Regions from separate parts of the Homo sapiens genome. Here region 1 is linked to region 2. A link is a loop called in an ENCODE intact Hi-C map of the cell type or tissue named here. Cell type or tissue: CD4-positive, alpha-beta T cell. All regions are shown on one strand. Links, peaks and the distances in the headings refer to the core of each region. The heading gives the core; the rest is flanking DNA.

Region 1 (9,068 bases), core at 510-8,509, 350 kb after region 2:
CTGCTGGGGGATGATGTGGAGTACGCACCCCTGGTGAGCTTCTGGGGTGGGGGCCGCCATGGGCGCCTCGGATCTGGGCTAAGGAGCTTGGGCATCCCCTGGCCACAGATGGGACCCACAGGCCAGAGGCCGTCCACCTCCTCTGTGGATTCGAGTTACAGCCTGCTCTAACTCGGCCTCAGGGAGGGGCCTGGGTGCTGGTGGCTGTGGGCTCTGGAGGCTCTAAGTGTGCGGGCCCCGCATCAGCTCTTCCCGGGCGCCCCCACCTCCTGGAGGCCATACAAGGGCCTGGCACACCAGGTGTGTCCAGGGTTCTGTGCATACATGACCAGTGGGTGTGGCAGGAGCCTGTGCATGTGTGAGACGTGTGTATTCTGTGTCTGTACATGTGCTTCCATGAGCTTGCGTGACAGCCTGAGTGAGCGGTTCTGAGCCGTCCCCGTCTTTCTGTCCTGCTGAGCCGGAGCAGGCAGGGGAAGGGCAGAGTGTGGTCATCTGGGAAGCCTCGGGGGCTCGGAGCCGGGCTGGCGGGGGCCTGCTGCCCAAGGGTGCCGCTGTGGTGGGCAAAGCTGGCGGGGCAGGGAGTGGCTCCTGCATGGTGCAGGTAAGAGCAGGGCCTCCCACTGGGCTTCATCCCGGATGTCTCGGCAGACGGTGAGCGTGATCGTGCAGGACGAGGGAGTGGACGCCATCCCGGTGAAGGTCCTCAACTGTGACACCATCTCCCAGGTCAAGGAGAAGATCATTGACCAGGTGTACCGTGGGCAGCCCTGCTCCTGCTGGCCCAGGCCAGACAGCGTGGTCCTGGGTGAGTGCCGGCCCCTGCCCGTCTGCACACAGGCGCCCATGTGCCTGGCCTGTGTCCTGGGGCGGTATCCTGCCTGGCCAGCTTTCTCATATGGGAGTGGTGGGCAGTGGGAGGAACCTGGGTGGCTGGGGCCCAAGCTGGGCTGTCTCTTCCCACAGAGTGGCGTCCGGGCTCCACAGCGCAGATCCTGTCGGACCTGGACCTGACGTCACAGCGGGAGGGCCGGTGGAAGCGCGTCAACACCCTTATGCACTACAATGTGAGCGTGTAGGCCGGGGCGGGCGAGAACTGGGCACCCTGGGGGCACAGCCCACCCTCACCGCCGTGTTCCCCAGGTCCGGGATGGAGCCACCCTCATCCTGTCCAAGGTGGGGGTCTCCCAGCAGCCGGAGGACAGCCAGCAGGACCTGCCTGGGGAGCGTGAGTCCCTCCCTGTTGCCCGTTTCCTTCCAGCCCCTGGTGGTCAGCGTGGACCATGTCTGCCCTGGACACATGCACCCCTGCCCACCCTGCCACCACTGCTCCCTGTGGGACCCAGGCCCCCAGACCTGGGTAGGGGTCCCTCAGTGCCCGCTCCCCACAGGCCATGCCCTCCTGGAGGAGGAGAACCGGGTGTGGCACCTGGTGCGGCCGACCGACGAGGTGGACGAGGGCAAGTCCAAGAGAGGCAGCGTGAAAGAGAAGGAGCGGACGAAGGCCATCACCGAGATCTACCTGACGCGGCTGCTCTCAGTCAAGGTGGGCCCCCATGGGTGTGTGGGCGGCACCAGGCCGCCACGCTGAGACCCTCCCCCCCAGGAGCCGCGCCCACGGCGTCACGCTGAGACCCTCCCCCCCACAGGGCACACTGCAGCAGTTTGTGGACAACTTCTTCCAGAGCGTGCTGGCGCCTGGGCACGCGGTGCCACCTGCAGTCAAGTACTTCTTCGACTTCCTGGACGAGCAGGCAGAGAAGCACAACATCCAGGATGAAGACACCATCCACATCTGGAAGACGAACAGGTGAGGCTCCACACCCACCCCGCGGCCCAGCCCCGGCTCCGCCTCTCACTTGGGAGGCTCCACACCCACCCCGCGGCCCAGCCCCGGCTCTCATTCCCTGCTGCTCTGCCTCAGCTTACCGCTCCGGTTCTGGGTGAACATCCTCAAGAACCCCCACTTCATCTTTGACGTGCATGTCCACGAGGTGGTGGACGCCTCGCTGTCAGTCATCGCGCAGACCTTCATGGATGCCTGCACGCGCACGGAGCATAAGCTGAGCCGCGTGAGTGGGGTGGGGGCAGGTCTGGGGCAGGGAGGCCTGGGTCTGTCCCCAGGAGGCATCTTGTGAGTTGGGACCTTGTCTGGGGTGTGGATTTGAATATCTTGGGCTGGAGCCCTTGATGTAGGAGGTGACGGGTGGCGGAGGCTGGGGGCACAGGGGCCCGGCAGAGCCTGGGAGATCCCGAGAGCCCTTGCCCTCTCTCCTCCTGAGACCTCTCACCACAGCACACGAGCAGAGAAACTGAGTTTTACTACAGATCACAAAATAAGTAGTTTTCTTTTTTTTTTTTTGAGATGGAGTCTCTCTCTGTCGCCCAGGCTGGAGTGCAGTGGCGCGATCTCTGCTCACTGCAACCTCCGCCTTCTAGGTTCAAGCGATTTTCCCGCCGCTGCCTCCTGAGTAGCTGGGACTACAGGCATGTGCCACAACGCACGGCTAGTATTTTTAGTAGAGACGGGGTTTCACCATGTTGGGCAGGCTGGTCTCGAACCCCTGACCTCAGGTGATCTGCCTGCCTCAGCCTCCCAAAGTGCTAGGATTACAGGCCTGAGCCACTGCGCCCGGCCCATAGTTTTCTTGATGAAAGTGTCAGGAGTTCGGGGCAGGGGAAGCTACCCAGGGGTACTCTGAGCAGCCCCAGCCTGGCCCCCTTGGCCAGGCATCACTGGGTTTTGTCCCCAACAGGATTCTCCCAGCAACAAGCTGCTGTACGCCAAGGAGATCTCCACCTACAAGAAGATGGTGGAGGAGTAAGTCTGCCTGCCCTCCAGGCCAGGCCCCCATGCCCACCCTCGACCCCCTGCGGGGAGGTTCAGGCCTTGGTTTCCCCCACCACCCCCTTTGTGGTCCCTGCCGCCCACACTGTATGATGCTCCCACCCCTGCAGTTACTACAAGGGGATCCGGCAGATGGTGCAGGTCAGCGACCAGGACATGAACACACACCTGGCAGAGATTTCCCGGGTAAGGAGACCACCAGGGACGCACCCACAGCCCTCCCCGCTCCCACTACCCCATGCTGAGCCTGGCCCTGAGCTGCAGGGCAGGGGTAATGTGGTGCTGAGGGGGAGAGAGGGTGGGGCGGGACCTCGAGGTGGGCTCGGCCATGTGAAGTGAGCCACAGCTGCGTGTGGGGAGTATGAGCTGCTCCTGCTTGGAGCCAGGCCCTGCCCACAGCGCCCCCTCCCTGCGGCTGCACCCACGGCCGTGCCCACAGCGCCCCCTCCCTGCGGCTGCACCCTCGGCCGTGCCCACAGCGCCCCCTCCCTGCGGCTCCATCCACGGCCGTGTCCACAGCGCCCCCTCCCTGCGGCTGCACCCACGGCCGTGCCCACAGCGCCCCCTCCCTGCGGCTCCACCCACAGCCCTGCTCACAGCACCCGTCCCTGTGGGTCCATCCACAGCCGTGCGTCACACAGGGAGACACTGAGATGGTTGGATGTGCACAACTCTGCCTGCGTGGGTGTCTGTCTGAGGCTGTGCCACATGGGGGGCCCCAAGTGCCAGCTGTGCCCAAGGCCCCAGCTGCTTCCCCGGGGAGGCCTCGTCCTGGGCGTCCCGTACTACTCCTGCCAGCCCTGGGGCTCCCACAGCCCCTTTTCCACCCTGACTGTCCCGTCACCCCCCAGGCGCACACGGACTCCTTGAACACCCTCGTGGCACTCCACCAGCTCTACCAATACACGCAGAAGTACTATGACGAGGTAGGGTCAGGCCCCCGGGGGCGGGGGCAGGTGGGGTGCTGGGCGGTCCCCCGGTGTGCTCTGATGCGACCCTCCCTCAGATCATCAATGCCTTGGAGGAGGATCCTGCCGCCCAGAAGATGCAGCTGGCCTTCCGCCTGCAGCAGATTGCCGCTGCACTGGAGAACAAGGTCACTGACCTCTGACCTACAATCTCCAGTGCTGCCTTGGGACATAGGTACCTGAGGTACCTGAGAGCCCCTCAGGGGAGGAGGCCGAGTGGCTGTGGCTGAGGCCCCCACCCTCCCCTGGAACGCGCCCCAAGCCGGAGTGGGTGCAGCCGGAACCCGCCCAGCGTCTAGACTGTAGCATCTTCCTCTGAGCAATACCGCCGGGCACCGCACCAGCACCAGCCCCAGCCCCAGCTCCCTCCGGCCGCAGAACCAGCATCGGGTGTTCACTGTCGAGTCTCCAGTGATTTGAAAATGTGCCTTACGCTGCCACGCTGGGGGCAGCTGGCCTCCGCCTCCGCCCACGCACCAGCAGCCGCCTCCATGCCCTAGGTTGGGCCCCTGGGGGATCTGAGGGCCTGTGGCCCCCAGGGCAAGTTCCCAGATCCTATGTCTGTCTGTCCACCACGAGATGGGAGGAGGAGAAAAAGCGGTACGATGCCTTCCTGACCTCACCGGCCTCCCCAAGGGTGCCGGCACTCTGGGTGGACTCACGGCTGCTGGGCCCCACGTCAAAGGTCAAGTGAGACGTAGGTCAAGTCCTACGTCGGGGCCCAGACATCCTGGGGTCCTGGTCTGTCAGACAGGCTGCCCTAGAGCCCCACCCAGTCCGGGGGGACTGGGAGCAGTTCCAAGACCACCCCACCCCTTTTTGTAAATCTTGTTCATTGTAAATCAAATACAGCGTCTTTTTCACTCTGCGGGTTGGCTGAGTGTTCCTCCTGGGGCTGCAGTGCCCCTGTCCACCACCCCTTCCCTGGGCTCTGTGGGTCCTGCTGGGAGGGGAGCTGTGGGGAGGTGGAGGGGGCTGGGAGGGGTGCTGGGGGAGGTGGAAGGGGCTGGGAGGGGTACTGGGGGAGGTGGAGGGGGCTGGGAGGGGTGCTGGGGGGAGGTGGAGGGGGCTGGGAGGGGTGCTGGGGGGAAGTGGAGGGGGCTGGGAGGGGTGCTGGGGGAGGTGGAAGGGGCTGGGAGGGGTACTGGGGGAGGTGGAGGGGGCTGGGAGGGGTGCTGGGGGGAGGTGGAGGGGGCTGGGAGAGGTGCTGAGGGGAGGTGGGGGGGGTGGGAGGTGGGACTGCTTCTGGTGCCATCTGGTGGCTTCTTTCGTGCAACACATTCTTACCAAATGCCCGCTGCACACCACGCATGCACTGTCCTGAGCGCTAGGAACAGCAGCAACCAGGACGGGCAGGGCTCAGAGCCTCCCCTGTGTGCCAAGAATACAGACAGCCCAGGCAGAGGGCATTCGGTGCTCCAGACACAAAGTGAAGGCCCAGCTTCAAATGTGGCTGGATCCAGGCACACATCCTGAGGTTCTGCTGGTCTGGACTGCTAACCCACTCACGAGGATCCATTCTCAGGCAGCCCCAGCCTGTCTCCCCACCTGGGCACGTCATGGCTGGGGTCTCTTGATGGGCAAGGCCTCCATTGATCGAGTCCCCTTTGGACTGGGGCAGCTCTGTAGGGACCAGCCCCACAGGGTCAGTGGGTCTCTCCGTGTGCGGCGACGAGAGAGTGTAGAAATAAAGACAGAAGACAAAGAGATAAGAGAAAAGGCAGCTGGGCCCAGGAGACCACTACTACCAATGCATGGAGACCGGTAGTGGCCCCGAATGTCGGGCTGCGCTGTTATTTATTGGATACAAGGCAGAAGGGGCAGGGTAAAGAATGTGAGTCATCTCCAATGATAGGTAAGGTCACGTGGGTCATGTGTCCACTGGACAGGAGTCCCTTCCCTGCCTGGCAGCCGAGGCAGAGAGAGAGAGGAGACAGAGAGAAAGACAGCTTACGCCATTATTTCTGCATATCAGGGACTATTAGTATTGTCACTAATTTACTACTGCTATCTAGAAGGCAGAGCCAGGTGTACAGGATGGAACATGAAAGTGGACTAGGAGTGTGACCGCTGAAGCACAGCATCACAGGGAGACGTTTAGGCCTCTGGATAACTGCGGGCAAGCCTGACTGATGTCAGGCCCTCCACAAGAGGTGGAGGAGCAGAGTCTTCTCTAAACTCCCCTGGGGAAAGGGAGACCCCCCCCCCTCTTTCCCGGTCTGCTAAGTAGTGGGTGTTGTTCCTTGACACCTTTTGCTACGGCTGGACCACGGCCCGCCTGGTAACGGGCGTCTTCCCAGACGCTGGCGTCACCGCTAGACCAAGGAACCCTCTGGTGGCCCTGTCCGGGCATAACAGAAGGCTCCCACTCTTGTCTTCTGGTCACACCTCACTATGTCCCCTCAGCTCCTATCTCTGTATGGCCTGGTTTTTCCTAGGCTATGATTATTGAGCAAGGATTATTATAATATTGGAATAAAAAGTAATTGCTACAAACTAATGATTAATGATATTCATATATAATCATATCTAAGATCTATATCTGGTATAACTATTCTTGTTTTATATTTTATTATACTGCAACAGCTCGTGTCCTCTCTCTTGCCTCGGTGCCTGGGTGGCTTGCCGCCCACACAGCTCCATTCAAGCCACGATGAAAAACGGGTGGCCATCTCTCCCCCACAAGAGAAAGGGGTACAAGGCCAACTGACATCCCCTGCTCCAAGGATCCCTGAAATGACATTGGGTTCCCCCCTTACCCAGAGACATGGCTGGTCAGGAGATCAGAGCAAGGGGGTGGACCGAAGGCTTAAGTGCTGAGCGGGAGGTCTCAAGTAGGGAGCTGGGAACCTGGAGGCCTGGCTTCCGTACTAGACCCCTGCAGTCCACCTCTTCCCTGTCCCACTGGGCAGTCAGGAAAGAAGGGAAGGGTCAGTGAGACCCCACACACATGAAACTTGGGGCTGGGGAGAGGCTGCAGGCCCAGCAGTCCAGCATCTGGGTGGGGGCAGGCACCGGGTAGAAGCTGGGCATAGCTGCTGGGGTGCATGCGGTGGGCTGGAGTGGTCAGCTGGCGACAGACGAGGGGTGGCCTGTCCTTCCTGGTGCTTTCCAAGTCCCATTTTCCTCCCAGAGTGGTGGGAGGAGAGGTGGCGGGTAGCTTAACAGCCCAAGGCTACATCCTGCTTGCTTCTTACAGGCAGGACAAGTCCCCTGCTAAATCAGCTCCGCGACCACCATCGCCTGGTCTCCCGGTGAGCAAGGCCAGATTTGCCTTTTAGGAAGTTCACTGACTGCAGGAAGAGGCCAGCTGGGAGGGACCAGCAGGACCAGAGAGGAGCTGTCACAGTGACAGCTCCAGTGAGGAGGGGTGGCCAGGACCAGCGGGGGTGGGGTGGGGGCATGAGCACGGAGAAGGGGTGGCCTGCTGTATTCAGGGGCCACAGCGAATCAGCTGGGTAGGAGAGGCGCCTCTGGCCCAGGGCTTCTCACTCCTGCCCTGCCACCGGCCCTTCCTGGCTCCCCTGCCGCTTCCCCTCTGGGCCTGGGACTGTCCTCCACCGGCGGCTCCCTCCAGGGGGGCTTCCCTTGCCCCCGCCGAGCTCTGAAGGTGCCTCTCCTGGAAGATGGCCTCCAGGCCCTGACGCCACCCGAAACTCCTCAGTGATCACTCCCTTGCAGTGCCACGACCCCACACTGTCCCCAGTAGGCACATGGGCGGGACCTCTAATGCCTGGGCAGGCAGGGGGTTCCCGGGGCAGGTCAGCTCAGTGATGAGAGGGGCCCGTTTCCACCGCCCCCCGCCCCCACCCCCACCCCACACGCCCGCCTGACCTGCTGAGCGGCCGGGGCCTGCAGCGAGGCCGCGAGGATTGCGGGCGGACGCCTGGGGGAAGCCTGACACCTCCCCACCTCCATGTCCCCCACCCTAGGGGCGAGAACGGAGCCGCCCAGTCCACGGGGAGGCGCAGGGGCGGGGCCGGTCGCCATGGGAACCCGACTCCCGCCCCGCCCGGCCGCGGCGCAGACAAAGGCCGCTCCCCTCCCCCGGCGGCCGCGGCCGCGGTTCCCACAGCTCCGGGGCTGCGCTCCGGCCTCCTCCTCCTTTAGCTGAAGCTCCATTAACTCTGCACAAAACCTCGGCCCGCCTCGGCCGGGCCCAGTGAAAGGCGCTCCCGGGCGGGGGCCCTCGGGGAGGCTGCCCGTGTCCTCGCCCCAACCCAGCCCGAGCGAGGAGAGGGGCCATCCCCGGGCCCGCGCCAGGCCCCCAGCCGGATGCCGGCTTCCAATGGGGAAACTGAGGCACGGGGCTTGGTCATGCAAAAGGGGCCGGAGCGGCTGGGACTGAGACCCGTTCCTTCGCCGCGGTCCGCATGGGTCCGGTGGCCAGCACCGTGCTGGCTGTTTTAATTTGGTTGCCGATATATAAAAATCAGATTTGACATTAAAACTCGGATTTTAGTGTTTTAAAAAAGGAGTGTTTTGGGCCACTGGGATCCTGATTTCTCACTTCGCTGGAGGGGGTCGCCCAGCCGCGAAGCCTCCCACCACGGCTCTACCAGGGCGGAGGTCGGTGGCCGGTGTTCCAGGGAGCAATGCTCCGCCGAGCCCCGGTCGCTTTCAAGTGGGAATAAAAGTAGCTGTGCGGCCCCGAGCGCGGCAGAGACGCCGAGTGGGGCGCTGCCCCCGTCACCGCCAAGGCAGCCCCCCGCGCCTGCCCGCCCGCGGGGCTGACTTCAAGGACCCTGCACCCAAAGGCGGCTCCTCGGACCTGGGATAGTCAGGGTGGGCTTCCTAGAAGAGGTGGCCGCTAAGGAGGAGGAAAGGTTCTGGGCAGCAAAAAGGATCCGTTTGGGGCCGCTGCTTGTGGGTAGGAAGGCCCCGGGGTGACGCCGCTGTCCCTGGTCCTGACAGTCCAGCGGTCGCGCCTCTCTCAGAGGGGAGGTCAGGGCGAGCCGGGGCAGGAGGCCTGGAAGGTTCCCGGGGCGCACCGCGGACCAAGGCCTGCAGGTCCTGCGCAAGAAAGCCAGGCCGGCCCTGTCCCAACGCCTTTCGGCTTATTTTCCTATCCAGTGCCGAGTCTTTAGAAGGTGCTATTCATATTTCTGTCTTGAAAAATACTTCCCATGGTTTACCCCTGGCTTCTTCGCTTTTGACGGTTCTCCCTCGTTGGGGAGGGCGCCGCCGGGGTAGGGAAGCCCGGGCCGAGCCCAGACGCGGGCGCAAGTCTGGAGAAGCGCGCGGCCCCCAAG
Region 2 (15,177 bases), core at 77-8,076:
CCTCTGGGGCCCCTCCACCCTCCCAGGCCTCTGCATTTCACCTGTGCCCACACTTCTGTCTCCTGCCTTCACCTTTTGACCCACTACTAACGATTCTCCACCCAGCAGACAAAGTGATCTCTTAAAAATATCTGTTGGCTGGGCACGGTGGCTCACGCCTGTAATCCCAGCACTTTAGGAAGCCGAGGCGGGTGGATCACCTGAGGTCGGGAGTTCGAGACCAGCCTGACCAACATGGAGAAACCCCATCTCTACTAAAAATACAAAATTAGCCAGGTGTAGTGGTGCATCCCTGTAATCCCAGCTACTTGGGAGTCTGAGGCTGGAGAATCACTTGAACCTGGGAGGCGGTGGTTGCAGTGAGCCGAGATCGCACCATTGCACTCCAGCCTGGGCAACAAGAGAAAAACTCTGTCTCAAAAAACAAAAAATCTGTTAGGCTGCACACGGCGATTCACTCCTGTATTCCCAGTGCTTTGGGAGGCTGAGGTGAGAGGATGCCTGAGGCCAGGAATTCAGACCAGCCTGGGCAACATAGTGAGACCCCAGCTCTAAAGATTTGTTTTTGTTTTTTTTTTTTTTTTTTTTTTTTTTTTTTTTTTTTTTTTGAGACGGAGTCTCGCTCTGTCGCCCAGGCTAGAGTGCAGTGGTACCATCTCCGCTCACTGCAACCTCCGCCTCCCGGGTTCCAGGGATTCTCCTGCCTCAGCCTCCCTAGTAGCTGGAACTACAGGTGTGTGCTGCCATGCCCAGCTAATTTTTTTTTATTTAATAGAGACAAGATTTCACCATGTTGGCCAGGCTGGTCTCAAACTCCTGACCTCAGGTGATCCACCCGCCTCAGCCTCCCAAAGTGCTGGGATTACAGGTGTGAACCACCACACCTGGCCAACAATATTTGTTTTAATTAGCCAGGCGTGGTAGCATTTGTCCTAGCAATTTGGGAGGTTGAGGTGGGAGAATCACTTCAGCCCACTAGGTCGAGGCTGTAGTGAGCTATAATTGTACCACTGCACTCCAGCCTCGGGGACAGAGTGAGACCCTGTCTGCAAATAAACAAATAAAACATCAGGCTGGGCTTGAGCATCTATTCCTGCTCAAAATTTCGCAGGCTTCTCAGAAGAAAATCCAAACCCCTTACAGTGACCCAGTTTGCCCTTGAGGCCTCCACCCACACCCCCTTCCCCCCAGTCTTAGGGGGTGGCCTGGCTGTTCCCTTCAACGGCAACGCTCTGCCTCCATTGTTGGCCTCCTCTGCAGGGAGGGACTGTCTGAGCACCTGCCCGTGTCTGTGCAGCATGGCACACTGACGTCAGGCCCACGTGCATGCCCAGGTGGCCAGTCACACGCCAGGTGCTCCCTCAGTGTTGGCCAAGTGAGAGGAGCACACCTTCCGGGCGTTCAGACACCTCCCCGTGGCAGACACCGTTCGTTGCTACCAAACAGCCACCTCCTTCCTAATGGGCTCCCATTTTTCAGTGCTGGGCAAAGGTCCCTTGATCTTGGAGTTGCAGCCTCTTTCTCTCCAAGGAGGGCGGTGACCAGCCTGAGCCAGTCAATCCAGTGATTGGTTCAGGAGTAGCCTGTGACCAGGAGTCCTGGTAGTGAACGACTGGGGCAGCCCTGGGGGTGAGGACCTTGCGCAGCCGTCACAGGCCCTGATTGGACACTGGGCAGCTGCTAACCCAGTGTCTCCAGCTGCCTACCTGGAGAGCTCCAAGCGTAAGAAAATAAACCCTGCCTGTTGAAGCCACTGCTAGTGAGGGTTCTGTTATTTGCAGCCAAAAGCCTTGCTGGAATGTGGCCTATGAATGGTTGTGTGGCGGGCACATGTGCCTGCGTGAGCCTGTGGTGTCAGACAGTGTGCTGAGGACTCTCCACGCAACCGTTTCATCCCTTTTCATCTGGTTTGAGGGCTGCATTGACCACACCCCAAATCCTGCTGTGTTTGGAATCACCCCCATAAGGTGGTGGTTTCCTTGGGGTGCCCAGCAGCCCCTGATGCTGGCATAAGGGGGGCCCTTGTGCACTTGTGGTCCGAGTGGAGGTGCTGGCCCCAGGTGGCGCTGTAGAAAGTGAAGCAGAGGTTCCTCTTCAGACTTTCCTCCCCATCTAGGAGTAAATAGTAACTTCTCTTAAAAGCAAAATTTATTCAAAGACCTGTACTAACATTCTTAAATAACTGCTAGCCGAATAAAGAACTCAATGTCCTTTATGTTCTTAGCTCCCACAATTTAGCCTAAATATCTGCCCTGGCATGCTTAAACTGGCCCAAGCAAGCATTACGTCACAGCCTGTTCCTCTTCCTTATTTGAAGGTGTTTTTACCTTTCTCATCATTCCACAAGTTACTTCCTCCTTCCTTTGTTCTCCTCTCTCTTTTCCTCTTTTAAAAAGTGCTAAGTTGCTAGCCAATCGGGACAAATACAGAACGTGAGGTCCCGTTCCAGCCGATGGAAACCGGACACGGCAGTAAGGTGGACGCATCAGGTTACAAATGACCCTGTCCCCTTTTGTTCGGTGTACTCTCACGGCAAAACTGCTGGCGAGTGTACCCTTTCTGCAGAAAGTATAAAAGAAAATTAAATTTATGTTCAAGTGCTGTTTCTTTACGGCACCGAGGAACAAGCATTTCAAACAGCGCTGTGGTTCAAGATGAGGGCAGAGAGGAACTGAACTGGAGGCATGATTCCAGTATCACACGAAAGACCAAACCCTCTAGCAAGAACTAAATGAATACTAACACCCAACCACAGTCTTCAGGCACCTCCTCCAGCTCTGCTGCTCCACTTCCTCTCACTTGGGTAGTGTGCATAACTGAGTTAATCCCACCCGTGTTTATGCATCAGCACCGTGCAGTGCTGGGCATGGGGTTGTCAGAGGAGACCCACTCTGCACTCACCGGGCTTACAGTCTAGCAAAGGAGATGAGCTTAATCCCGGGATGTCAGATGCACCTGAAATTTTCAGTGTGATTGAAGTCACTGCCTCTGGTAGGGTGGGGTGTGTGGAGTTGCCTGACCAGGGACACCAGAGAACCTGTGGGTGCTACAAATCTTCCAAATCTTAAGGGGTCATAACATGATGCATGCATATGTATAAAGCGATCAACCCACACTCGCAAGCTGTGCACACTTTATGACGTCATTGCGTATTTTCTATTTCAGTAACAATCTAACCATAATAAACGCTACAAACGAAGGGTACCTGGTCTTACAAGAACATAACCAAGAGGTGGGGGTGGAAAGATAAATGAGCTCTGAGGAGGGTGTTCAAATGCACTCTGCACCCAAGGATTTTTCCACTCCCCCATTCCGCTTTTGGTTTTGCTCTGATTTGTTTGTGTTCAGAAATGCTTTTCACCAGTTAGCTGTTTGAGCCGGATGCACCCTCCTCACACAGGCATGTACACGTATGCGTATGTGCACATGTGTATGCATACAGAAATACGCACGCATGCACACTCACATTCACGTGCACGGAGGCACATACACATGCATCCGGGGATACGTGCCCCCCGGGGACGTGCGCACGTGAACACACAAGGACTCACCCGTGCACACAAGCATGCATATACGTGCATATTTGCAGTGACATACACACTGTTACTGTTGATTTACAAAACAGCCCCTTTCCTGTGAGCCTAAGATAATCTATTCACCAGGCTGGCAGCCATCCATTCCCACAGAGCAGCTTCCTCAGGGAGCTCAGTGTCCTCTCGAAGGGGCTAAGAGTGTTTTGAAATGGACAGAACAAACAAACAAGTTGATTCTGTGGTTTCCCCTCAGGTGCGTTAGGAAGGAAGAGGGGATATCCGGCGCCCAAGTGATTGCGTGAACGACAGGGTAAGAGGGGGCTCCTGCAGGGAAACTCCCCTCCCCTCCCTGTGGCCCCTCCTTGGCTGTGTGCTCGTCTGTCCCCCAAGTGACCAGAAGGGGGAGCCCAGGGAACGTTTCAATGGAACAATGTTTAAATTCACCTCTGAATTTTTTTTTTTTTTTTTTGAGACGGAGTTTCGCTCTTGTTGCCCAGGCTGCAGTGCAATGGCGCGATCTCAGCTCACCGCAACCTCCGCCTCCCAGGTTCAAGTGATTCTCCTGCCTCAGCCTCCCGAGCAGCTGGGATGACAGGCATGTGCCGCCACACCCGGCTAATTTTGTATTTTTTAGTGGAGACGGGGTTTCTCCATGTTGGTCAGGCTGATCTCAAACTCCCGACCTCAGGTGATCCGCCTGCCTCGGCCTCCCAAAGTGCTGCGATTACAGGCGTGAGCCACTGTGCCTGGCACCTCTGAATATTTTTAATTACGAAAGTAATGCATATTCATTAGAGAAACTCAAGTAATGCCCGCTCATCTCAGTCCCAGGTAGCCAATGCTATCAGTTTAGGGTTTGGGGGGCGGGCACACACCACATTGTTCTCCACATTCATGCAAATTATGTATTTTGGCCCCAGGCGTTGATTCAACTCTAACCTCACCCCCTGCTGCACCCTGGACACTGCCTCTCAGCTGTCTGATGTGTCCCCTCCCTTTTGCAGCCCTGAGCCTGGTGCAGGGGGTCAGTAGTAATGAAGGGGGGAGTGCATTTATTTATGCCCCCTCCAGCCTCCTTGGCTCCTTTGTGTGAAGGCCGAGAGCCTTCCTTGTGGATGCAGCAACATGGTGAAACCCAGTCTCTACTGGAATACAAAAAATTGGCCAAGTGTGGTGGTGTGCGCCTGTAATGCCAGGTACTCAGGAGGCTAAGACAGGAGAGTCACTTGAACCCTGGAGGCGGAGGTTGCAGTGAGCCACGATTGTGCCACTGCACTCCAGCCTGGGCGACAGAGCAAGACTCTGTCTCAAAAAAAAAGAAAGAAAAGAAAAAAAGAAAAACAAAGAAAGAAACTGTGGCAGCCTTATTGCTGTTTAAGGAGAAAGTTTAAGTGGTCTGCATAGAAGATCAAACAAGCCAAAACATTTCCTTAACCCAAAGTCTAATCCAGAGCAAGGCCCTAATTCCCTCTGATTCTGTGAAAGCTGGGAGAGATGAGAAAGCTGCAGGAGAAAAGCTGGAAGGTAGCAGAGGTTGGTTCATATGGTTTAAGGAAAGAAGCTGTCTCCATGATGTAAAAGTGCAAGGTGGGGCAGCAAGTGCTGATGGAGAAGCTGCAGCAAGCTCTCCAGAAGATCCAGCTAAGGTAAGTGATGAGGGTGGCTACAGTAAACAATAGATCTTCAGTGTACGCAATTTTTTTTTTTTTTTTGGAGACGGAGTTTTGCTCTTGTTGCCCAGGCTGGAGTGCAGTGGCGCAATCTCGGCTCACTGCAACCTCCGCCTCCCGGGTTCAAGTGATTCTCCTGTCTCAGCCTCCTGAGTAGCTAGGATTACAGGCATGCGCCACCAGGCCTGGCTAATTTTGTATTTTTTGTAGAGATGGGGTTTCACCATGTTGGCCAGGCAGGACTTGAACTCCTGACCTCAGGTGATCTGCCTGCCTCGGCCTCTCAAAGTGCTGGGATTACAGGTGTGAGCCACCGCACTCGGCACCATCTGTGACTTTCATAGCTAGAGAGAAGTCAATGCCTGGTTTTAAAGCTTCAAAGGACAGTCTGACTCTCTTGTTAGGGGCTAATGCAGCTGGTGGCTTTAAGTTGAATGCTCATTTACCATTCTGAAAATCCCAGGGCCCTTAAGAAAGATGCTAGGCTGGGCATGGTGGCTCACGCCTATAATCCCAGCACTTGGGGAGGCCGAGGCGGGTGGATCACGAGGGCAGGAGATGGAGACCATCCTGGCTAACACGGTGAAACCCCATCTCTACTAAAATTACAAAAAATCAGCTGGGCGCGGTGGCGGGCACCTGTAGTCCCAGCTACTCGGGAGGCTGAGGCAGGAGAATGGCGTGAACCTGGGAGGCGGAGCTTGCAGTGAGCCGAGATCGCGCCACTGCACCCCAGTCTGGGCAACCGAGTGAGACTCTGTCTCAAAAAAAAAAAAAAAAAGAATACTCATGATTCACAGGAAGAGGTCAAAATATCATCATCATTAACAGGGCTTGAAAGAAGTTGATTCCAACTCTCATGGATGACTTTGAGGTGACAAGTCCAGTGGAGGAAGTAACTGCAAATGTGTTGAAAGTATCATAATAGCAAGAGAATTAGAGTTAAACGTGGGCCTGAAGATGTGACTGAATTGCTGCCATCTCACGATAAAACTTGAACAGATGAAGAATTGATTCTTATGGACAAAGAAAGTTTTTTTTAAATTTTCTTGTTTATTTATTTATTTATTTATTTAGGTAGAGATGGGGGTCTCACCATGTTGCACAGGCTGGTCTTGAACTCCTGGGCTCAAGTGATTCTCCTGCCTTGGCCTCCCAAATTGCTGGGATTACAGGCATGAGCCACCGTGCCTGGCTGAAAGTGGTTTCTTGAGATAGAATCTACTCTTGGTGAAGATGCTACGGACATTGTTGAAATGACAACAAGGGATTAGAATATTGCACAGGACCGAGTGTAGTAGCTCAGGCCTGTAATCCCAACACTTTGGGAGGCTGAAGTGGGAGGATCGCTTGAGACCAGGAATTTGAGACCTGCCTGGACAACATAGTGAGACCTCATCTCTCCAAAAAAACGTTGGCTAGGCACCGTGGCACTTGCTTTAGGTCCTGGCTACCCGGGAGGCTAAGGTGGGAGGATCACTTGAACCCAGGATATCGAGGCTGCAGTGAGCCATTATTGTACCACTGCACTCCAGCCTAAGTGACAGAACAAGACCCTGTCTCTTAAAAAAAAAAAAAAAGAATATTACATAAACTTAGTTGATAAAGCAGCAGCAGTGTTTGAGAGGGTTGACTTCAATTTTGAAAGAAGTTCTACTATGAATAAAATGCTATCAAACAGTGTCACATGCTATAGAGAAATATTTCATGAAAGAGTCAGTGTGGCAAACTTCATTGTCTTAATAAATTGCCACAGCTGCTCCAACCTTCAGCAACGACCACCCCGATCAGTCAACAGCCATCAACACTGACGCAGTACCTTCTACCGGCAGAAAGATTATGACTCACTGAAGGTGGAGATGATCACTGGCATTTTTTTAGCAATAAGGTGTTTTCTTTTTTTTTCAAAACAGAGTCTCGCTCTGATGCCCAGGCTGGAGTGCAGTGGCATGATCTTGGCTCACTGCAGCCTCCGCCTCCCGGGTTCAAGCGATTCTCCTGCCTTAGCCTCCAGAGTAGGTGGGACTACAGGTGCGTGCCACCACGCCTGGCTAATTTTTTTTTTTTTAAGACGGAGTCTTGCTCTGTCACCCAGACTGGAGTGCAGTGGCGTGATCTCGGCTCCCCAAGTAGCTGGGACTACAGGTGCCCGCCACCAGGCCCGGCTCATTTTTTGTATTTTTAGTAGAGACGGGGTTTGACCGTGTTAGCCAGGATGGTCTCGATCTCCTGACCTCATGATCCGCCTGCCTCAGCCTCCCAAAGTGCTGGGATTACAGGTGTGAGCCACTGAGCCTGGCCACGCCTGGCTAATTTTTTATATTTTTAGTACAGATGGAGCTTCATCATGTTGGCCAGGATGGTCTCAATCTCCTGACCTCATGATCCGCCTGCCTCAGCCTCCCAAAGTGCTGGGATTACAGGTGTGAGCCACTGAGCCTGGCCACGCCTGGCTAATTTTTTATATTTTTAGTACAGATGGAGCTTCATCATGTTGGCCAGGATGGTCTCAATCTCCTGACCTCGTGATCCCCCCGCCTTGGCTTCCCAAAGTGCTGGGATCACAGGCATGAGCCACCAAGCCCGGCCCTATTTTATTTTATTTCTTTTGAGATGGAGTTTTGCTCTTTTTGCCCAGGCTGGGGTGCAATGGCGCAATCTCGGCTCACTGCAACCTCTGTCTCCCGGGTTCAAGCAATTCTCCTGCCTCAGCCTCCCAAGTAGCTGGGATTACAGGCGCCTGCCACCACATCTGGCTATTTTTTTTTTTTTTTGTATTTTTAGTAGAGATGGGGTTTCACCATGTTGGCCAGGCTGGTCTCAAACTCCTGACTTCAGGTGATCCACCCACCTCGGCCTCCCAAAGCGCTGGGATTACAGTTGTGAGTCATCGTGCCCAGGCTCAATAAGGTATTTTCAAATTAAGGTATATACTTTAAAAGCTATTGCACATTCAATAGACTACAGTATAGTGGAAACATAACTTTTTTTTTTTTTTTGAGACAAGTTCTCACTCTGTCATCCACACTGGAGTGCAGTGGTGTAATTACAGCTCACTGCAGCCTCAACCTCCCAAGCTCAAGCAATTCTCTCACCTCAGCTTCCTGAATAGCTGGGGCTACAGGCACATGCCACCACACCCAGCTAATATATATATATATATATAAAATATGCATGTATTTATATATATTATATACATGTATATCTATATACTACATACGTGTATATCTATAAAATATACAGGTATACAATATATATACAGACCGGGTTTTTTTATGTTGTCCCTGCTAGTCTTAAACTCCTGGGCTCAAGCGATCTGCTTGCGTTGGCCTCCCAAAGTGCTGAGATTACAGGCATGAGCCACCATTCCTGGCCAACATAACTTTTATATACGCTGGAAAACAGAAAATTTGTGTGGCTCACGTTGTTGCAATCTTAGTGTGGTGGTCTAGAACCAAACCTGCAAAATCTCCAAGGTATGCCTGCAGCGACCTCTGCTATTTTGCTTTTATCTTTTGCCTTAAATTCTTCTTGATTCCCCTAACCTCCCTCTGCCTTCAACCCTCAAGTAGAAGGGAGACTGGAAAAAATACACCAAAATATTAGAAACAGTTATCTCTGGGCCATAAAAATACAGTTGATTTTAGCCTTTCTTCTATCATCTGCAGTCTCCAAAATGTCTATGATATGTGTTACTCTTTATAGGGAACGTAATTTTTTTTTTTTTCTTTTAGACAGAGTCTCACTCTGTCTCCCAGGCTGGAGTGCAGTGGTGCGGTCTCCACTCACTGCAAGCTCCGCCTCCCGGGTTCACGCCACTCTCCTGCCTCAGCTTCCCGAGTAGCCGGGACCACAGGTGCCCACCACTATGCCCAGCGAATTTTGTTTTTGTATTTTTAGTAGAGACGGGGTTTCACCGTGTTAGCCAGGATGGTCTCGATCTCCTGACCTGGTGATCCACCCGCCTCGTCCTCCCAAAGTGCTGGGATTACAGGTGCAAGCCATCACGCCCAGCCAGGGAAAGTAATATTTTTAAAAATAGGGAAATCCTACTTTTATAGTGTTTATAAAAATAATAACTTACTCAAGCACTACCCTTGGCCTGTCTGACTGGCAGATTCATTTAAGCCTTATGATAACCTTATGGGGTGGTATTTTTATTGTAGCCAAAATAACTTTTTTGTTTGAGTTTGATTAATTTATCTTAACTTTTTTATCTTTAGTTTTTCTGTGGATATTTCCATTTGCACTTGGAGGTCTCTAATAAGTAGCAAATAATACTTCAAAAAATTAAGACATATTTGCTGCAGGAAAAAAAGGAAGAGAAACACCCTCAGCTCAACTTCAGCAAAAATGAGGTGGTTTTTTTTTTTTTTTTTTTTTTTTTTTTTTTTTTTTTTGAGACGGAGTCTTGCTCTGTCTCCCAGGCTGGAGTGCAGTGGCGCGATCTTGGCTCACTGCAAGCTCCGCCTCCCAGGTTCATGCCATTCTCCTGCCTCAGCCTCCCGAGTAGCTGGAACTACAAGCGCCTGCCACCACACCCGGCTAATTTTTTGTATTTTTAGTAGAGATGGGGTTTGACCGTGTTAGCCAGGATGGTCTCGATCTCCTGACCTCATGATCCGCCTGCCTCAGCCTCCCAAAGTGTTGGGATTACAGGCATGAGCCACTGCGCCCGGCCAAAAATGACTTTTAACATTTTTTGTGTTTCAGCATTTTTCAACATATAGTTTCTAGAATGCTACATATGACCCTGCCTATTTTCTTTCTTTCTCTTTCTTTCTTTCATCTCTCTCTCTCTCTCTCTCTCTCTTTCTCTCTCTCTCTCTCTCTTCTTTTCTTTCATTGTGGTTACAGGGTCTTGCTCTTTCCAGCCAGAGTGTGGTGGCATGATCATGGCTCACTGCAGCCTCAACCTCCTAGGCTCAAGCTATCCTCCTCCCTTACCCACCCAAGTAACTGGGACTACAGGTGTGTGCCACCACACCTAGATAATTTTTGTATTTTTTTTTTTTTTTTTTTGTAGAGATAGAGGTTTCGCTTTGTTGCTCAGGCTGGTCTCGAACTCCCAGACTCAAGGGATCTGCCCACCTTGGCCTCCCAAATTGCTAAGATTACACAGTAGCATGAGCTGCTGTGCCCAGAAATTTATTTCCACTTAATAGCATAACAGAAATTTTCTGTGTAATTACAAACATTGGAACTTTTTTTCACATCTACCCAATATTTCAATTAGGTAAATATACCTTAATCAATTAACCCTATTGGTCAATATTCAGATTACTTTTATGCTTACATTATTTCAAAGAAGAATGCAATAAACACTTTTCTGTAGAACGCGTTTTATTTAGAACGCCATCCTTGGGCTAGATTGGCGGAAGTTGGAGGCGTCATGCAGCGCCTCCTGCCTGGGAGCCAGGCGATCCGCCAGGTTCTGGGAGGACCTAAGGTCAACAGCCACGCCTGCTCTCTGGGCTCACAGTCAGCAGCCGCTACCAGGAGAGCAAGTCCTCAGAAGGCCCGAGACCAGGGCCCGGGAGCGCCCACAAGGACGGGAGGTCACCCAGTGACAAACAGGGAAGGGCAGCAGGTGCGCCCAGGAACCCAGAGGCTCCCAGAGCAGAAGTGGGATGCAGGGGTGGGGGCGGGTCATGCTGAGGTTCAACAGGGACCTGCTTCCTGGTTCAACAGGGAGCTGGCCAGAGAGAGGGATCTGCTGAGGCTTCTGTTTAAAAACCCTGGCCTGGGTGTGGGTGCAAGTGGATTTGCAGGTGCAGTGAGGCAGCGGCCGGAGCAGGCTGTTGCACGAAGACCCAGGAAAGTCAGGGTGGTTTGATCCAGGCAGAAGAGGGGGAAATGGAGCCTGGGGCAGACGTAAAGGTGCTGGGGTGAGGATAAGGGTGACAGGAGGGAGGAGTCTGGGGTGACCAAGGCCTGCAGCTCAGGTGACTGGGAAAAAACATAAAACAGAACACAGATGAATGCAGGGGTCGGGACGAAGGCTCCTGTGAGTCTGAAGTGACTGTGAGTGGCACCCTCTGGCCAGCCACAGTGGCTCTCACAGCTCATTCTGCAGAGCACCGGCCCAGTGATGAGCCGAGGAAGTGCCCCTGGAGGTCAGCTGGATCTGCCCAGTGGTCTGCACAGGGGGCGGCTGCCAGGGGCCTGAGCACAGGGAAACCCTCGAAACTGTGGGAGGGATGAAGCCAGAGAGGTAGACCCCAGAACCGACCAAGCCCAGCATGGGGCGTGGAGGGCGGCCAAGCTCAAGAAGACCATGAGATTGGAGAAGGAGCTGCAGAGAGGTGGAAGGCAGACAGGCGAAGGACTCACGAGCACGTCCAACAGCCGTCCTAAGGGCCGGCTGGAGGGAAAGAGACCTGAAGACACGTTGGGGGGCGGGGCCGGGCAGGGGCGGGGCCAGGCCGGGCAGGGGCGGGACGGGGGCGCCGGAGGGCAGGGCTTGGAGAATTCTCACCTGAGTGGAAGAGCAGAGGGAGGAGGTGGGTGGGTGGCAGCGGTTTCCAGGCAGCAGCTACAGGGGACTGAGGGCCACACCCCGAATGCCCTAGCCCAGGGGGCACAAGTTTCAAACGTACACACCCAGTGGGGCTATCTGCCTCTTTACAGCTTTATCTCAATTAGTAGGAAAGTTTTCTCATAAACGTTCTGCGTTTCCGTCGTGCCACTGGTCTGCGTCCTCGGTCTCTCTGGGGCCTCAGGTCTGTGCGCTGCACACGGGCTGAACCTCTGGATCATGATGCACTTCCTAACACTGGGCAGCTATTTCTCTGCTTGTTGGCTCTGTGAAGACGTGTTTTTTACGGACAGCACTTTCTAATGTTTATGTAGTAAGTTTGTGTATACTTCCCTTAGCTCACTAAGGAACCTTCAACTGTTGTCTTCCTGGTGTTGCACGAATCCTGGGCTCAGACAGAGGGACCCCGGCCATGCTGACCCCTGCCTGGGAGGCGGGCTCACCCAGGAGGGCCTGGGAGGGAACATTGCCGGGCATCTGCAGTCACCTAAGCACATAGTGAAAAAGTCACCTATTTTCTTCTGGCTTTCTCTGGAGAATTTTTTAAATATCCATTTTAAGATCTAAGTAGATTGTTTTTCTTTTCCTTTTTCTGAGACGGAGTCTCCCTCTGTCGCCCAGGCTGGAGTGCAGTGGTGCAATCTTGGCTCACTGCAACCTCCGCCTCCCAGGTTCAAGCGATTCTCATGCCTTAGCCTCCTGAGTAGCTGGGATTACAGGTGTGCGCCAGGACACCTAGCTAATTTTTGTATTTTTTGTGGAGATGGGGTTTCACCATGTTGGCCAAGCTGGTCTCAAACTCCTGACCTCAGGTGATACGCCCCGGCTCGGCCTCCCAAAGTGTTGGGATTACAAGCGTGAGCCACCGTGCCCGGCCAGATTGTTCTTCAAGGAGTTCATGCCCCCACTACACACTGACCTGAGCCGTGCTGGCCCCCAGTCCGTGCACGTGGAAAGGACACCCCATTGCACAGCCTCGGATTCCTCTGTGGCCAATCGAGTGTATCTAGGGAGAATTCCCAAGGGTGCTTCTAGATACGGCACCTCAGATAAGGCCCCAGAGCAGCACCGCAGGGACCCCCGGCACAATTTCGGAAAGAGCTAAAAGGGTGAGATTGCCACAACACTCCCGCCACTGGGGACTCTGTCCCTACCACAATGGGCAGCCCCTGGGCACCTGGCCCCATGTCTTAGCACCCTCTAGAAACAGCCAATGTCACACCAAGCAGAGAGTTTATTGAGGCCATGGGCAGGGCCCAGGAACACAGCACGGGGCGTGCGTGGGGTGGATGCACGCTGGACTGCAGGGGTGCGCTAGCAGCGGCAAGCGGAGGGGTATTGGGGGCCCAGGAGGGCCCCCCCTCCTAGCAGCGTCTAGGGGCTTCAGGTGAGCATCAAGAACCACTCCTAGCCTCCGCAGGGCTCTTTTGGGAACCCCTCCCTGCTTCCCCCTGAGCTCCATGTGGGGTGGGGCTGGGGCGAGGGGGCCCCTCTTGTCCCTGTGGTCAAGGATGGGATGATCCCTTGAGATTCACTATAAAAATTAAAATTCCCTTATAAATCGCAGGGGAGTGGCAGGAGGGCATCACTTGGAAGCCGACATTACCTGTCCCTAGAGCCGCACCTCCTCCACACCCCCGAAGTTCTGACCCCAAAGTGAAGAATAGAGGATAAGGTTTGCAGGCACAGAGAGGGGCAGAGACACCAGGAGAGAGAAAAGGGAGACTGGGAAGGGAAGGAGGAGGACAACACAGAGAAAGAACGGATCTGAGGAAAAGCAGGGGCACGGGGGCTCCACTCCCCCGCAGCCCCAACAGCTGCGCCCTGGGGACCGAGGACGAGAGTTCCCAGCCCGCAGACCCCCACAAGCGTAAGGTCCCATGTCCCCCCAATCCAGTCCTTGCCAAAGCCATGGTGGCCTCTTGAGACATCCTCAGCCCCAGCTGCGCCTGGAGCAGACGGCCAGGAGACAGAGCGGTGGGCAGGCTACTCCAGGTAGATGTCCTCCGTGGGGCAGGCGTACGCCAGGTGCTCTTGGTAGTACTCCAGGAAGGCGCGGCTGGGGAAAGACGGTCCTCCACCAGCCACTCAGGGCCGGTCCTCAACCCCCAAACTGCCTTCCACAGAGCCTCTGAGCTCTCCCTCCTTCCTCCCTCTGCAGCCATCCATAACCCCCCACCCAGGCATGGCCATGTCACCCCCAAGTGTGACCCTCAGCTCTCCTGGCCCAGCAATTCTACCCCTGCCAGAGTGCCTGGGCCATGTGTCTGTGCCTGTTCCCACCCCATGCCCAGCACCCCAAACTGTCACCCACCACTGCCCTCTCTACACAGCACATCTGGTTCTCCTTCCCCAGACCTCCCCTGCCAGGCTCCTGCCCCCACCTGCTCACCTCCGCTCCCCACCTCCGTAACCCTGCACCCATTCTGCACCCACACCCTGGGGCCCCACTCACCCCACACTCTGCGCCACCGGCCTCATGGACTCCTGGGAGACAAAGACGTGGCAGGCGAAGCGGCTCAGCAGGGGGTGTTTGGTGATGAAGCCGAAATAGCTGCGGGCAAGTCAGTGTGGAGGGCACGTCAGAGCCCTGGCCCAGCCTTGGCCACCCCACAAATGATGTAGAGAGAAGAGGCAGGAACAAAGGGCTTGGGGAGAGGGTAAGGGACAGGAGTGTGGGGGTCGCACAATTTCAAGATCTGAAGTTGTCTTTTTTTGGTTTCAGCCCAAGCACAGGGCTGGGCACCTACCAAGAGTTCACGCTCTGAGTTAATTCCATGATGACCAGGGGCGTCCACTCTCCCTTCTCTGAGCCGGTGCTGCTACCCTCTGTGGCCCTATTCAGGGCCTGCCCCAGGACCACAGAGCAAGGCCTCTGCCTGGCTACTGGAGACCATATCTCCTGCCAACTCAGGCCTCCTCCTGCGGGCCTAGCAGACTGACAGCCCCTTGCCCAGCTCCGAGGTGGGGCTGGACGTTACCCCTGGTCTGTAAAACCCTCTTCCGGTCTACCCCTCGCTCCCACTGGAAAGCAGCTCCTTGCGGGGCCTCGCTCATGGAGTCACTGCCCAGCTCCTCCACCCAGACATTAGCAAAAATCAAAAATCGTCGTCCAGAGGGAGAGGCAGGCAGAGTTCTGCAGCAGGACGCTGCCCCACCCCCACCCCTGAAACTGGCCGACCCGTCCATTCCCCCATGGCTTCGGGGCTTTGCGATTCCACCAAATGGGAAGCCACATGATGGTCTGCTTGCCAGGACAGTGTGTGCACGCTGTCCACAGACAGAGCACAGGGCCCGCCTCAAATGCCGCGTTCAAGTCATGATGGTAATAAGCGCCGACCCACAGATCTGGCTTCCTGCATTACTCAGGCACCATCCTCTGCCCTTTCCATTAACTCACAGAAGCCTCACAACAGCCCTCTGAGGTAGGGCCCTG

The links. A loop is a pair of places that touch in the nucleus more often than their neighbours do. Peaks named below come from ENCODE experiments on the same cell type or tissue, not always from the same donor. Only the 100,000 strongest peaks of a DNase experiment are listed, where the experiment ranks them.
Region 1: it touches region 2 in a loop (2.8-fold over the local background); 10 of 110 quality-filtered maps call a loop at or near these places.

What each region holds. Positions count from the first base shown.
Region 1 is chr22:50,270,595-50,279,662 of GRCh38, reverse strand. PLXNB2 (plexin B2) reads left to right here. Exons shown (of 37, transcript NM_012401.4): 27 at 1-33; 28 at 652-808; 29 at 967-1,067; 30 at 1,144-1,228; 31 at 1,392-1,546; 32 at 1,650-1,810; 33 at 1,925-2,072; 34 at 2,757-2,821; 35 at 2,959-3,034; 36 at 3,700-3,774; 37 at 3,855-4,684. The coding sequence ends at 3,959. Among named protein-coding and RNA genes, the nearest start is that of MAPK11, 4.7 kb to the right of the region's middle. RefSeq lists silencers at 3,289-3,358, 7,594-7,943, 9,023-9,068 and enhancers at 6,906-7,446, 7,447-7,986. In CD4-positive, alpha-beta T cell, for the core only: a CTCF peak has its summit at 5,169; DNase peaks (open chromatin) are centred at 1,688, 3,302, 5,102 and 7,802; H3K4me3 peaks cover 641 bases.
Region 2 is chr22:50,609,330-50,624,506 of GRCh38, reverse strand. ARSA (arylsulfatase A) reads left to right here. Exons shown (of 8, transcript NM_000487.6): 8 at 1-1,753. It overlaps MAPK8IP2 (mitogen-activated protein kinase 8 interacting protein 2), which reads right to left. Exons shown (of 12, transcript NM_012324.6): 11 at 14,197-14,295; 12 at 10,529-13,800. The coding sequence ends at 13,728. Among named protein-coding and RNA genes, the nearest start is that of ARSA, 11 kb to the left of the region's middle. RefSeq lists enhancers at 2,029-2,148, 3,752-4,046, 14,496-15,177 and a silencer at 3,814-4,042. In CD4-positive, alpha-beta T cell, for the core only: CTCF peaks have their summits at 1,837, 2,037 (motif pointing right), 3,694 and 3,897 (motif pointing right); DNase peaks (open chromatin) are centred at 1,966, 2,766, 3,416, 3,906 and 1 weaker place; H3K4me3 peaks cover 2,890 bases; H3K27ac peaks cover 2,821 bases.